Linked DNA regions of Homo sapiens: region 1 is linked to region 2. A link is a contact called in ENCODE Hi-C or POLR2A ChIA-PET data. All regions are on one chromosome and are shown on one strand. Each heading gives the region's core, a stretch centred on a gene start or an enhancer-like site at or near the end of the contact. The rest is flanking DNA. Distances are from core to core; before and after follow the strand shown. Region 1 overlaps SMG7 (SMG7 nonsense mediated mRNA decay factor). Region 2 has its middle 8.4 kb from the start of SHCBP1L.

Region 1 (6,698 bases), core at 2,110-4,609, 520 kb after region 2:
AATAAAAATGTATCACTATAAATCTTGAAACAGAGAGATAGTGGAGATAAGGCTGGATAAAGTAGCAAGCTAAGCCTTATCCTAGCCTGGGGAGAGGAACAGAGAAGATAGTGGGAGCATTGGGAGGAATATATAAATAGGATGGTCTCCAGGTTCTAGAAGAGTCTAGTAATGCTAGATCAGATAGTCACTGTATCCTGAAGCTTCTAGAAGTCTTAGAGCACATGCTGATTTTAGTCCATGTGGTCCACGAAGTCTTCTTCACCTGCCCCATCCCCTTCCTTTCCACCAGGTACATGCTTTACAGAATGTAAAGTAGCTTTTGTCCCGGAATATCAGCCAAAGGTGGTGACATTTTTTGAATGAATGACTGTCTCTTTAGGCTTATAAGTCTTTGTTATAACAGTGTTAATAGCTTATTACCTGCTTGGATATTGTCTGACTAAATTATTTTGGCAGTTAATTTCTGCTTCCCTTGTGGTTTCATTTGGATTCAAAATGTATACTTCCTGTCCTATCTTAGGTTTCATTTCTTTGCTTTCTAACAGCTGTGGTCTTCTGCCTTCATGGTAGAAGAAGCAATTGCTGAGTTTTATGTTGTTGTTTTTAATGGATGTGTTACAGTAAGATCTGGACCCACTAGTATTGCAAGTTTCATGAGGCAGTTTTGAGGTGGAGAGTGGTTCACACTTTAAAAGGGCTGGTGTGTTTTATACTTGAGAAAAATTGTTTCCTGCCTCCGGCTAGCCTTTCAAATTTTTGTATTAGTGTCATGAATGAGTGCCTGAAAGTTTAGATGGGTTAGTTTAATTGATCTTGTGTAGAGAATAAATTATAAAGCATACGTCTTGTAGATAGTGGATTATTCATCTGTTTGTAGGTATATTGGCAGATGGCCATTATATATTGCCATTAAAGTTTTGCAGTCAAGCCATATTTTAGTTTAGTTGCTGTATTGTTATGAATAGACTTATCAGCTGTCTGGGAAATTGTAACTAAGCATTTACAAGGAAATATAAGAGTGGAATTTTGGCAGGTATGTCACATGGTAAGTGACAGCTTGTAACCAGCTCTTTTTTTGTTAGTGTGTAAATGGAGCTGCTTAGGAACATTGTTTTTACTCTCCCTTAGACCCAGTTTTTAGTCAGTGGAAAGAGGAGGTGATTCTACTAATTGTCTAAGAAAATTTTAGGAATCTCAAGTAGACTATGTGGCAGCTTTGGGTTTTTTTCTTGTCTGTTTCATTTACAACAGGATTTCTCAACCTTGGCACTTATTGACGACTTGGTCCAGATAGTTCTTTGTTGTGGTGGGTTGTCTTGAGCATTGTAAGACGTTCAGCAGCATCCCTGGCCTCTATCCATTAAATGCCAGTATCTTCCCTTGCAATCGTGACAATAAAAAATGTCCACACATTGCCAGATGTCCCCTGGATTGTAAATTCACCCCCAGTTGAGAACCACTGATTTAGAAAATATATGTAGTAAAGATATATATGCACTGCATGGGTTCATTTTCTTGTTTTCTCCTCTAAGCCACAGATTGGATTTTCTTTTCAGTTTTCTTTTAGGTAGTAATAGGCTAGTTACCATAGGCAGACATTATCCATAAACATTTGTACATATTTTAATTTCTTAAATCTGTGTTCTTTTACTGGCAATTATTGAATACTTATTGTATAGAGCACAATTACCGGGGTTATGCCTTTGGCAAATTAAAAGAAAGACATTTAAGTAGCTATAATAGTAGGTCAAAGGTATTATGTAAGTATAGGCAAGAAGTTTATTCCAACAGAGGTGGAGATGGGGTGGAGAGGGTGTCTTTGAGGAGGTGAGATTTGGTTTGTACATTGAAAGATGGATGGGATTTTAATAAGTGGATATTGGGCAAATTGCCATTTCAGGCGGGAAGAACAACTCATGGCTCCTTTATTCCAAATAAGTTTTTTAAAAATTGATTCACTCACTTAATACATTGCATTAATTAGTATGCTGACCACATCTAAGTTTTTCTTAGATAAGGTAGGTTTATGGACAGAGAAGTGGTGATGTGGAAGTGGTAGTTCAAAGATTTGGTGGCTGCTGTAGGCCTCAAAAAGGGAAAAGGAATTTGGTCAGGCAGGATCCTACAGAATCCCTTCCTTTAACTGTACTCTTTAATGTTTACCATCCTTCAGGATCTTTTTTCACTTGTGTCGCTCTCTTCTTTTAAATTATTCCCTTTACCGATCTTACTTTCTGTGAACCAATCTCAATTTTCCTTTAAAAGGCCTTCCTGATCTGATTTTTCTTTTCAAGTTCTGTCCTTCTTTACCTTTGTTTTATGGCCAAGCGTTTCAAGTTTGCCCTAACCTATGTTTTTCCTTTAGTTACCATCTACTTTTCCTTAATCCCTTGCTATCAGTCCATTTTTTTCTGAGTACATTATTGAAATTACCATTTCCAAAGGTGCCAAAGACCTCACGGTGGCCAAATTCATTTACTGATTGTTTTCCTTTCCCTCAAACTCACACTTTTGTTTTCCTTCCTCTGTGTGTCCCCCTCTCTTGTATCTGTCCTTCTATCCATTCCACCAATAAACATTCAGTTTGGGCCATGCTATATCCCAGGTCCCTGGGGATAAAAAGAGACTGTGCCCTCAAGTAGTTTCACTGGGCATACAAGTAAGTACTCAATTACCAAATAGTTCATACTGGCAGTGGTATATACACAGAGGCTTTACAGGGTGTTCTGAGCTCTGTTGCGTTTAGCATCAAGATTTCATGATTCTAATTACATTGCCCATTCTTTTGAAAAATTCTTCCTACTGTTACCTTACCTGCATTTCTTCCTGCAAGCATCAAGAAGGAAGCATTGATCTGGGGCTTTAAGCACCATCTGCTACTTTCTGTGTGGGCTAACAACTTAACATTTCTGTGTCTTGATTTCTTTATTTGTAAAACGGAACATTGATCTCCTAAAATTGCTGTCAGTGTTAACAAAGGTTTACATGTGTTTAACAAATTCTGGTTCTTTTTCAGGTTCTTTACCACCTGTCCCCCTGCCAATTAATCTTTGCGTTGCTTCTATATTAATAGTCTTGAAAAAGTATTTGTATATGGCTTTCACTTCCTTAAACTCATTTATCTGGTATTGTTGGCCTTCCATAAAATGACCTGCACCTACCTCTGCCTCATGATATCTTCTTACTCCCTGATAGAAACCAACTGCCTTAGCCAGAGTAATCTCATTGTTTTCTAATCATGGCATATGCATTCCTGCTTAAATCTCTCTTCCCATGTCATTTCCCATGTGGGAAGTGCCACACTGTACTAGCTTAGCTTAAACTTCACCTTCTTTTGTGAAGACTTCCTTGTGTACTCTGGTGATTTCTGCATTCTTTAAACTTTGTAGCATTTCCTGTATCTTAGTCATTTGGTACTTGTAATTTCTTAATTTTGTAATGATCTCTTTTTTTATATGTGACTTATCTCTGCAGCTAGACTAAGTATGGTTGAGACCATGTTTCAGCATCTTTTAAATGTACAGTGTACATAATTGGTGTTAAATAAAATTGTCATGCTTTTGTTTTGTTTTTGCAAAACATTTAGGACTATTTACCGTATGCCAGTGCTAGGCTCTGAGAATATAAAAATGAACCGATACTTACTCTTTAGGATAGTGGCTCCTGAGGGAGACAGATGTGGCACAAATATTTCAATATAATGTAGTAAATACAGTGTGAAATGTTTTCAAGGAATTCCATGAGTGTACTAAGGGAAGTGGAACTTTTCCTGCATAGGAGGTTTAGGGAAAGCTTCTGGAGTTGAACACCAGAGTTCAGTTTTACTTATTTTTTTATTTTTCTCAGAGACAGGATTTCGCTCTGTTGCCCAGGCTGGTTTTGAACTCCTGGCCTTAAGTGATCCTCTTGCCTCAAGTGATCCTCTTGCCTCAGCCTCCCAAGTTGCTTAGATTTATAGCCATGAGCCACCATTCCCTGTGGGCTGAATTTTAAAAGGATGAGCAGGATTAGCCAGGTAAAAAAGAAGAGTATAGCAGGCAAAGAACAAAATGAGTAAATGCCTCAGTGCAGTGTGTTTGAAGAACTCTAAAAGAATCCTGATACTAGGAATGACTGAGTTTGGTTGATGTAAACATTATGATCAGATTGAGACTACCAGTCACATTAGGCCATATAAATTAGAGATTTTGATTAGTCCATATCTCATTCTGCATTTTTTTGTGTGGGGGTGGGGGGTCTAAGGTTTTTTTCAGTGAACCTGGTCATTAATCTTAAGGGAGCAGTTTATATTTGAGTAGCTGGTGTGTGTTATGCACATTCCTACTGGAATAGGGAGACACAAGAGAGAAAGATTTATATAATGCCTACAGTACTTCCTCTTGAGATATGTAAAGATTTAGATTTCCTCCCCCTACTTTTGTAAGTAGCCTCATCTTAGGTAAAAAAAAAAAATAGCTATTTGGAACATTATTAAATGATTACGTGGGAAATGATGACAGTGTTAGTGAGTACAGTAGTCCTCCCTTAATTATGGTTTTAGTTACCTTGTGGTCAATGGTAACTAAAAGTAGGTGGTCAGAAAATAGGTGAGTACAGTACAATATATTTTGAGAGAGTGAGAGACCATGTTCACATAACTTATTATAGCTTATGTCATAATTATTCCATTTTATTATTAGCTATTGTTAGTCTCTCACTGTGCCTAATTTATAAGTTAAACTATCATAGGTAAATCTGTATAGGAAAAAAGTGGTATATATAGTGTTTGTTACCACCTGAAGTTTCAGGCATCCACAGAGTCATCTCCCATGGATAATGGAGGACTAATGTACATGTAATTCTGAAAACAGCTTTGGGCTAATAGGACTTCATTTATAGAATCCTCACCTTGAGATAAGGAGGTAGAATGGAGGTAGAGTTGTGGGAAGGAGAAGTTCTACAGCATTAGGGGGAAATATCAGAAATCTTTAGTTACTAAGGTTAAGTGAAGTGTCTTTGGATTTAACTTTTTCAAGTCATAAAGAAGAAAAACTTTGCAGACCCTTTGATGATTAGTGTTTTGTTCTCACAGTTCTTGATGGCATTTTCCTACTGTTGTGTCTTGTCTTAAATGACAAGCATGATTCTGAAAGTCTGTTATAACTGCTATATTGCATTAATATTCTCATCTGTTTCCCAAAACTCTTTGGGTTCTTTTCTCAGATCGCAGAAGTTGAGTTCTTTTTCTTTCCTTCTCCTTCCCAAAGACATATAATAGTATTTCAGTGCTGTGTTAGTTGGGATACAGTATAATGGATGTGTCTGTTTTACTAATACTGCCTCTTAGAAAGGTTACGAATTATTTACTTTTGTATCAGGTGATCACCTAACCAGATTATCTTTGAGATACTGTACAGTAATGAGATAATTAGTAGTGAGGTAATCAAAGGAAAATGCAACTGGAAGATGGTATTCAAAGAGAAAAATGAGTTAAAGACTGCTTACTTGAAATTTTTTTTATTACTGGTGAAAAAAGTAAAAAAGCATAGTGTTGAGAGAACCACCATAGGATAAATTTGGACATTAAAGAGTGTCTTAGGACATCTGCAGAATTTTGTGTGTGTGCATACATACAACTTGTGTAATATATTATGAGGTGAAATTTTTGTACTTTTAACATCTAATTCTATGAAATCATATTCCTCAATTTCTGTTTAAGTAACCAAAATGACAGTATTATACCTTGTCTGAAATAATCATTAGTTTTGTTTTTTGATGAAAAAAGGTTAGACCATTTTAAGAACCACAACTCAAATAATAAGGCATACTGGCCATAAATTCTGGTTTATGAAAGGAAAATAATGTAACAGATTAATTGCTTTCTGGTTTTCTAATGTAATATATTAATTTGGTTGTTTAAACGCATACACAGGTCTTTTTGGCTCCCTAAGACAGCGGCACGGCATAGCAAGTTGAATGAGCCAAGGAGTTTGAATTAAGACTGGCTTAATTTGTATTTTGGTTGTCCTGAGTTCAGATCCCTATTATATACTAGCAATGTAACCTTGAAGCTCTCTAGTTTTTTACCTTGGCTACCTGTAAAATGACCATGGTAGAATTACTAGGAGAATTACATGAGAAGATAGACACAGTATAATCCCTCCATAGCCGTGGGAGATTGGTTCCAGGACCCCCACAATACCAAAATCTGTAGGTGCTCCTTTATATAAAATGGCATAGTACTTGCACATAACCTGCATACATTGTCTACTCTAAATCATCTCTAGATCACTTACAATATGTAATACAATGTAAAAGTTGTTACACTATATTGCTTTTTAATTTGTATTTTAAAAAATTGTTATTTTTTTCTGAAAAAAAATTTTTTTTTTTTTTTTTGGTCTACAATTGGTTGAATCCATGGATGAGGAACTCACCGATAGAGGGCCAGCTCATACCACAATAACCCTCATGCTTTCTGCTTTTTTGTTACCTGTGCTGTTTCTTTATACCTGAAATAACAATTAGTCTTTCCACTATTTTTGGCAGCTGATTTGAAGCTACAAGTGATGGCAGTTCTCAAGAATGTGTCACCAGGAACAATTCTCTCTCCCTTTAAATGCTAACAGGGAATTGTTAGCATTTCCTTTGTATGAGGGTTACTTGCTTTTGTGTTGGATTTGGGAGAGGTGTGCAGTATATCCTGATGTGGCCAT
Region 2 (6,536 bases), core at 3,179-5,678:
CATGTCTGGGTAATTATTGTATTTTTAGTAGATACAGGGTTTCACCATATTGCCCAGGCAGGTCTCCAACTCCTGAGCTCAAGTGATCTGCCCGCCTCGGCCTCCCAAAGTGCTGGGATTACAGGAGTGAGCTACTGTGCTCAGCCTGATCCCTCTCTTTCTTCACCATCAAACTACTCTGTGCTGTATGAGAAGAAAGGGGTGGAAGAGTTTTTCGCACTCTTCCAAGTGGTCCTGAAAAGTGAAGCATGCACAGCCACTGTCCCTCTTCTTGACAGAAAAGCCTTGTCTCTTTCTCACTCCCCAAATTTGGCTTGACTCTCATGGTGTAGTCAACTTCTTGAAGATTGCAGGATAAGATGCCAGGCAAGACGAGGGTTCAAATACCAAGTCTCTTTTTTCAGTGCCTTCAACTCTTAGCCCCAAATTCCAGAATGTCTTTCCTCCATCTAGCCAGTATCCGTCCATTCTATTTGTCTAGATAGTCCCTACCCAAATGTCCTTATAACATTTTGAGGGATGGCATCATTCTCATTTGTCTATAACATCTTGCCTAGAGCCATCGGTTTTACAGGCTGTACAGGAGGCACAATGCTGGCACCTGCTCAGCTTCTGGGGAAGCCTCAGGAAACTTTCAATCATGGCGGAAGGAAAAGAGGAAGCAGGCACATCTTACATGGCTGGAGCAGAAGCAAGAGAGCTAAAATAACTTTTATTGCTTTTTTTTAAACCTCTGATCTTTTTATTAGCCTCCTGCTCCCCAAAGAGTATCCTGCTTCTGCCAGTTTAATGTCTCAGAACTTTGGTGTCGTTGGTCTCAGACACCACTTTGCCATCCACTATCCAGCGGGTGGTGGTCTTTTGGATGGTTTGCACGGACTTGCTCCTGTCCAGGGTATCACCAAGATTGAAGTCCTTGCCATCTTCCAGCAGGCCGCAGTAGGTGGTGATCTCAGCCTCCAGCTTGACTTTGATGTTCAGCAGGGCCTCATACTCCTGGGCCTGGCGCTGTCCCTCTGCCCAGGTCTGTGCTAGCTCTGACTCCAGGTGCAGCAGGATCCCATTGAGCTGCTCCATCTGCAGGGTGCAGTGGGCCTCCGCCTCCCTCAGGCTGTTCTCCAAGCTAGGCTTCAGATTTCTTATGAAGTCTAGGTTGATCTCCAAGGACTGGACTGTATGTCTCAGCTCCATGAGCGTCATCTCAGCAACTCCAACCTCAGTGGACTGCATGGTGACCACTGTGGTCCTCTCCTTAATCTGCTGAGACCAGTACTTGCCCAGCTCTTCTTGGTTCTTCCAAGCCAGCTCGTCATATTGGGTCCAGATGTCTGCCATGATCTTGGCAAGGTCCTGAGATTTGAGGGCATCTACCTCCAAGGTCAACCCAGAGCTGACAATCTGGGCTTGTCGGCCTTTTACTTCCTCTTCGTGGTTCTTCTTCATGAAGAGCAGCTCCTCCTTGAGAGCCTCGATCTCTGTCTCCAGCTGCAGCCGAGTGACACTGGTGTCATCAATGGCCTTGCGGAGCCCCTGGATGTCACTCTCCACAGACTGGCGCATGGCCAGCTCTGTCTCATACTTGACTCTAAAGTCATCAGCAGCAAGATGGGCATTGTCGATCTGCAGAACAGTGCAGGCATTATCCACAGTATTTGCGAAGATCTGAGCCCTCAAATCCTTGATGGTCTTGAAGTAATGGCTCCAGTCTCTGACCTGGGTCCCTTCTTCTCCAGGTGCTCCCGGATTTTGCTCTCCAGCTTCCGGTTCTTGGTCTCCAGGCTCCTCACTCTGTCCAGGTAGAAGGCCAGGTGGTGGTTCAGGCTTTGCATGGGCTCCTTTTCATTCTGGATGCCTCCCATTTCTGCCAGACCCCCAGCCATCCCCGCGGCCAGGCCCCCGGACCCCATGCCGCCCTGGAAGCTGGTGGAGCGGGACATGGAGATTTGGGAACCAGAGCCCCCGACGCCTGCATAGACGCTGGCTGTGCTGCTGACTGGCGGAGGGCCATAGCTGGGCGCCTGGACAGAGCCCAGGGACTGGTAGTTGGTGGAGGTGGAGCGAGTGGTGAAGTTCATGCTGTCTGCAGAGGAGAATAAGAAGACAGGACTCCGGCTTTGCCGACGACCTACTTTTTACTAATTATGAAAGCAATGCCTCTACCCTGAGCCAATTTGGACAATACAGAAAAGCATAAGAAAGAAGAAAACTTAAATGAACTGTAATTCCAATGCTCAGCAATAACTACTACTAGATTTTGGTATATTTTCTTTTAGTATTTTTTTTTCTATCACACTATTACAAAGTTTAGATCATATTAAATTTTATAGTTTGTTTTTCTATTTAGATAAGCATTTTCATATCATTAAAAATTACTTAAACACATAATTTTCAAGAGTGGCATGTAATTTCTTGGTATAAATATAATTTGTATAACCTTATATTTTCAAGCATTTGGGCTACACTAATTTCTATAGCATCAACTATGCCATTTTGAATATCTTTGTGCATAAGCTTTTGCTTATATTTCAGATATTCCTCTAGGGGAAGGTGGGATTACTGAGTCAAGATGTAGAAACATTTTAACGCTCTCAGTATTGCCAAGCCGTTTCCCAAAAAGAATGTAATTAATTTCTACTTCTGTTAGCAGATAAAATTCCCAGGTGGGCTGAGTTATGAAAGAGAAGGAAACTATAGGCACCTAAAGCAGGGACAGAATGCGGGGATGGAGTAAGGTAAATATTCTAAGCAGAGAGAGTAGTTAGTGGCTTTATCCAGGGGTAGAAGAACTTGGTCTAGGTAGCTGAATATAGCAGGAGTAGAGGACAATTTGGGACAAAAACTCAGGCTGTAGAGATATGCATAAGCCATGTTACAAAGAGTCACCTAAACTGGCTTTAGGTAAAAAGTTAGGACCAAAATTAAAACAAACTGAAGAATCTCGTTGGCAACACGCTTGAGATTCTGCAGAGGAGAGAGAATAGCTCATTTATTTTACAGATATGTATTGAGCACCTATTCTGTGCTGGCATGGTATTTGGTGCTGGTGCTGAAGACAGACAATAAACATGATTTTTTACGTAAAATTGTCAAGAAAATAAAAACACATATCTACCCCAAAACTTGTACATTCACATCCATAGCAGAATTATTTATAATAGCTATAAAGTGGAAAGAACTTAAATGTCAATCAACTGATAAACAGATAAATAAAATGTGGTATAGCCATACAGTAGAATACTATTTGGCTATTTAAAAAGGAATAAAGTACTGCTGATACATACTACAACATGGATGAACCTTGAAAACATGCTAAATGACAGAAAATGAGGTCACAGAAACCCATATAACATATGATCCCATTTATATAAAATGTCCAGAATAGGCAAATCAATAGAGACAGAAAGTACATTAGTGGTTGCCTAGGGCTGGGGGTTGGGGGTTGCCAGGGAAGAGGGGCAGAGTTTGAAAAGGAATGGGAGCTGACTGCTAATGGGCCCAGGATTTCTTTCTGGGGTGATGAGAATGTACTATAATTGATTGTGATGATGACTGCCCAACTCTGAGAACTGAAACCATTGAATTGTATGCTTAAATGGGTGAACCGTATGGTATGTGAATTATATCTCAATTTTTAGAAATAAAATTTATGGCACATTATGTGACAGTTAGGTGCTATGGAGAATGATAAAAATATGGAGATGGATAGGGCAGAGCAGGGATGAGGACATTTTGGAGAGTAGGCCCGGGATATAATTTTTGTACAGAGCAGAGAGGGAAGGTCTCACCCGTAAGATGATGTTTGAGTAAAGATCTGAAGGAGGTCAAAAGGAAAATCTTGGACTTTGACAGCTGCAAAATAAGGAAAGTTTTTTCCATCACCAAGTCATTCCCAGGGTACAGTTCAGTTATAAAGAACATAGATAAATTAGTAGTAACACAGTTTTAGGAAGTCTTTAATACTAACACATTATTTTCATATTTCCCTATGTAAGAATAAATAAGGCTCACATCAGTCAGAAAACACTAAATAAGTACACTGGGGATTTAGGTATTTTGGAAGTTTTGTATGGTGGAGATTTGGTTTGTATTATTTTGGAGGTGCACACCAGGATGCTGTGAAATGTAATTGTATTTCTTTTTCCTTTTGTTTTCCTCAATTGAAAAAATAAGTATTAATGAACACTTCATTCGGCCATTTATTCACAAATAATTTTTCTCTCTTAGAACACTAATTTTTTTCCTCCTCAACTCTTTGACATTAACTTTGTAAACCACAAAAAAACTAAACAAACAAACAAACAAACACTTTGGAAACAAATACTCAATGGCAGTAAGAAACACAACAGTTCTTTGAAGCCTGTACCTCCTTATTTTGACCAGAGGAGAGCACTAGAGAGCTTTCGGGCTATTGAAGGGCCCCCCCGCAATCCCAAAGGGCTGGGTGGAGCCTGAAGCATTCAGCCAGGCATAGCTTTAAGTCCTGACTCAGAAGACAACAGCACAGCACTTTGCTAAAGGGCAAGCTCGGACACATTTCCGTAACATATAACACTTCTTTCACCTCAGACGTGATGTTCTGCTAAATCTTCAACATTTCATAATGTGTACTAACCCCTTGATACTTGTTTTGTGTTCTGCTTTTGTTTTCAGCTCTTTGGGAGGTAAACAATGATTTTAATTTCATTTTACATAAACCACACAAAAAAGAAAGAATCACCATACATGTTTAAGGGCACATGAACTCCACTAAGGAGAGGCAGTACTGGGTATGGACAAGACACAACCTAAAACTTCCGACTAAAGCTACCCTGGTGAAAAGCCAATGGCCCAAACTTGTCTTAACTATCAGAAGTCTTAGGTTTCAATTTTGATAGGAAAAGACACTAAGAATAACATCAGCTAATTAGCCTACAATTTGAACAGTGTATAAATATCTAATAATGGAGCAGACACTTAAAATGTATAATAACTGGGGTATCAACGGCAGAAGACAACAGACACTCTCAACCACTGTTGATGGAAATAGAAATAGTTAAAATCTTATTGGAAGGCATCTTGTTAAAAAAAAAAAACTTTCAAAATTTTAAGTGTGCATAATTTCAACCCAGCAATTCCATCTCTAGATATAAGTTCCCCCGAAATGCTGCACATGCACACAAAAATTTTATTTATAGTAGTTTTAATAATAATGATAATAGCATTTAGCACTTACTGTGGTAGGTGCAGTTCAAGAACTTTACATACGTTGACTAATTTATCTCTAAAAACAGCCTGGCGATCCCCATTTTATTGATGAGGAAGCTGAGGCAGGGACAGGTTAAGTAACAGCTGTGAAGAGGTGGAGCCAGGATTCGAATGCATGGATCCCAACGCCCCTGCTCTTAACCACTATGCTATGCAATACGAGGATATTTATTGTAGCATTGTTTATAGTGGTGTAAAACTGGAAACAGCCCATGTCTAGCACTAGTGGAATCGTTAAATAACCAATGATGTATTCATATTGTCAAAATGAAGTCAATCTAGGTGCCCTGACTCAGAAAAGGCCCCAAAGGTATACTGTAGAGAAGGGGAGGGAGAGAAGCAATTCTCAGAATAATACGTATCATATGATTCCATTTGTGTTTCTTTTCAATTACACGTTTGTATTTGGACATATATTCAAGCATAGAAAAAGGATGGAAGAACATACAGACACCAAACTGTACCAGTTGTAGTCTTTGAGGAGAGTGGTATTGGGAAGGGGGTGGTTGTAAAAGAGGAATTTCAATTTCATATTTTACCCTATGTAATTCTGTATTACTTGAAAGTTTTAAAATAAAATATATTTACATACTACTTCTGCATCTTTTAAAAAACTGGAACACTCTTTCAAAGACTAAAAAAGGACACACTTGGGCTGGGTACGGTGGCTCACACCTGTAGTCCCAGCACTTTGGGAGGCCGAGGTGGGTGAGCCAAGAGTTTGAGACCAGCCTGGGCAACATGGTGAAACTCCATCTCTACAAATACAAAAGAAATTAGCCAGGTGTGGCAGCGAGTGCCTGTAGTCCCAGCTGCTCGGAAGGCTGAAGCCGGAGGATAGTTTGAGCCCTGGAGGTCAAGGCAGCAGTGAGCCATGACTGCACCACTGCACTCCAGCCTGGGCAACAGAGTGAGACTCTGTCTCAAAATAAAATAAAATAAAATAAAGACATAGTGTAAACATCGAAGGGAATCTTAGCAAACAGTTCAGTCAACTCCTTCATAGTACTAGTGAAGAAACCGCAGTGTTAGGAAGTAAAATGGAGCCTGTATTGTTACGCCTATAACGGCTGCTCTAAGCTAGAGGCTGCCTGCCTGACTCCTGCCCCAGAGCTCTTTTTGTGTTACTACTTTGCCTTCACCTGGGGAAACCTCTAAAAGTGAGTTATGCACTATCTTAATGTGATTTGACAGTTACATTTTATTTCATAGATTCATAGTTATGTGGCCTTTTAAAACGTTTTGGAGGAACATATGTCACTCATTCATTCAACAAATATTTATTAAATAAA

The links. Hi-C counts contacts between places; a loop is a spot of excess contacts on that map. ChIA-PET counts read pairs that join two places held with the same protein, here RNA polymerase II (POLR2A). Pooled maps may share reads with other maps.
Region 1: a map of A673 shows a loop between it and region 2 (2.5-fold over the local background). The contact joins two enhancer-like sites. A Hi-C loop is called at or near these places in 10 of 168 maps with a recorded cell type or tissue (A673, B cell, Caco-2 and 7 more), 7 of 37 single-sample maps with no recorded cell type and 14 of 50 pooled maps. POLR2A ChIA-PET finds 5 or more read pairs at or near these places in 1 of 52 experiments (WTC11).

The regions. Positions count from the first base shown.
Region 1 is chr1:183,477,997-183,484,694 of GRCh38, forward strand. The region is part of intron 1 of SMG7 (SMG7 nonsense mediated mRNA decay factor); the gene reads left to right. Among named protein-coding and RNA genes, the nearest start is that of SMG7, 8.8 kb to the left of the region's middle. RefSeq lists an enhancer at 2,925-3,004. Within about 2 kb of position 3,360, at least 5 of the 41 ENCODE cell types and tissues checked have a DNase peak (open chromatin) inside an H3K27ac peak, as active enhancers do.
Region 2 is chr1:182,958,288-182,964,823 of GRCh38, forward strand. It overlaps the pseudogene KRT18P28. Among named protein-coding and RNA genes, the nearest start is that of SHCBP1L, 8.4 kb to the left of the region's middle. RefSeq lists enhancers at 1-294, 4,287-4,581. Within about 2 kb of position 4,429, at least 7 of the 41 ENCODE cell types and tissues checked have a DNase peak (open chromatin) inside an H3K27ac peak, as active enhancers do.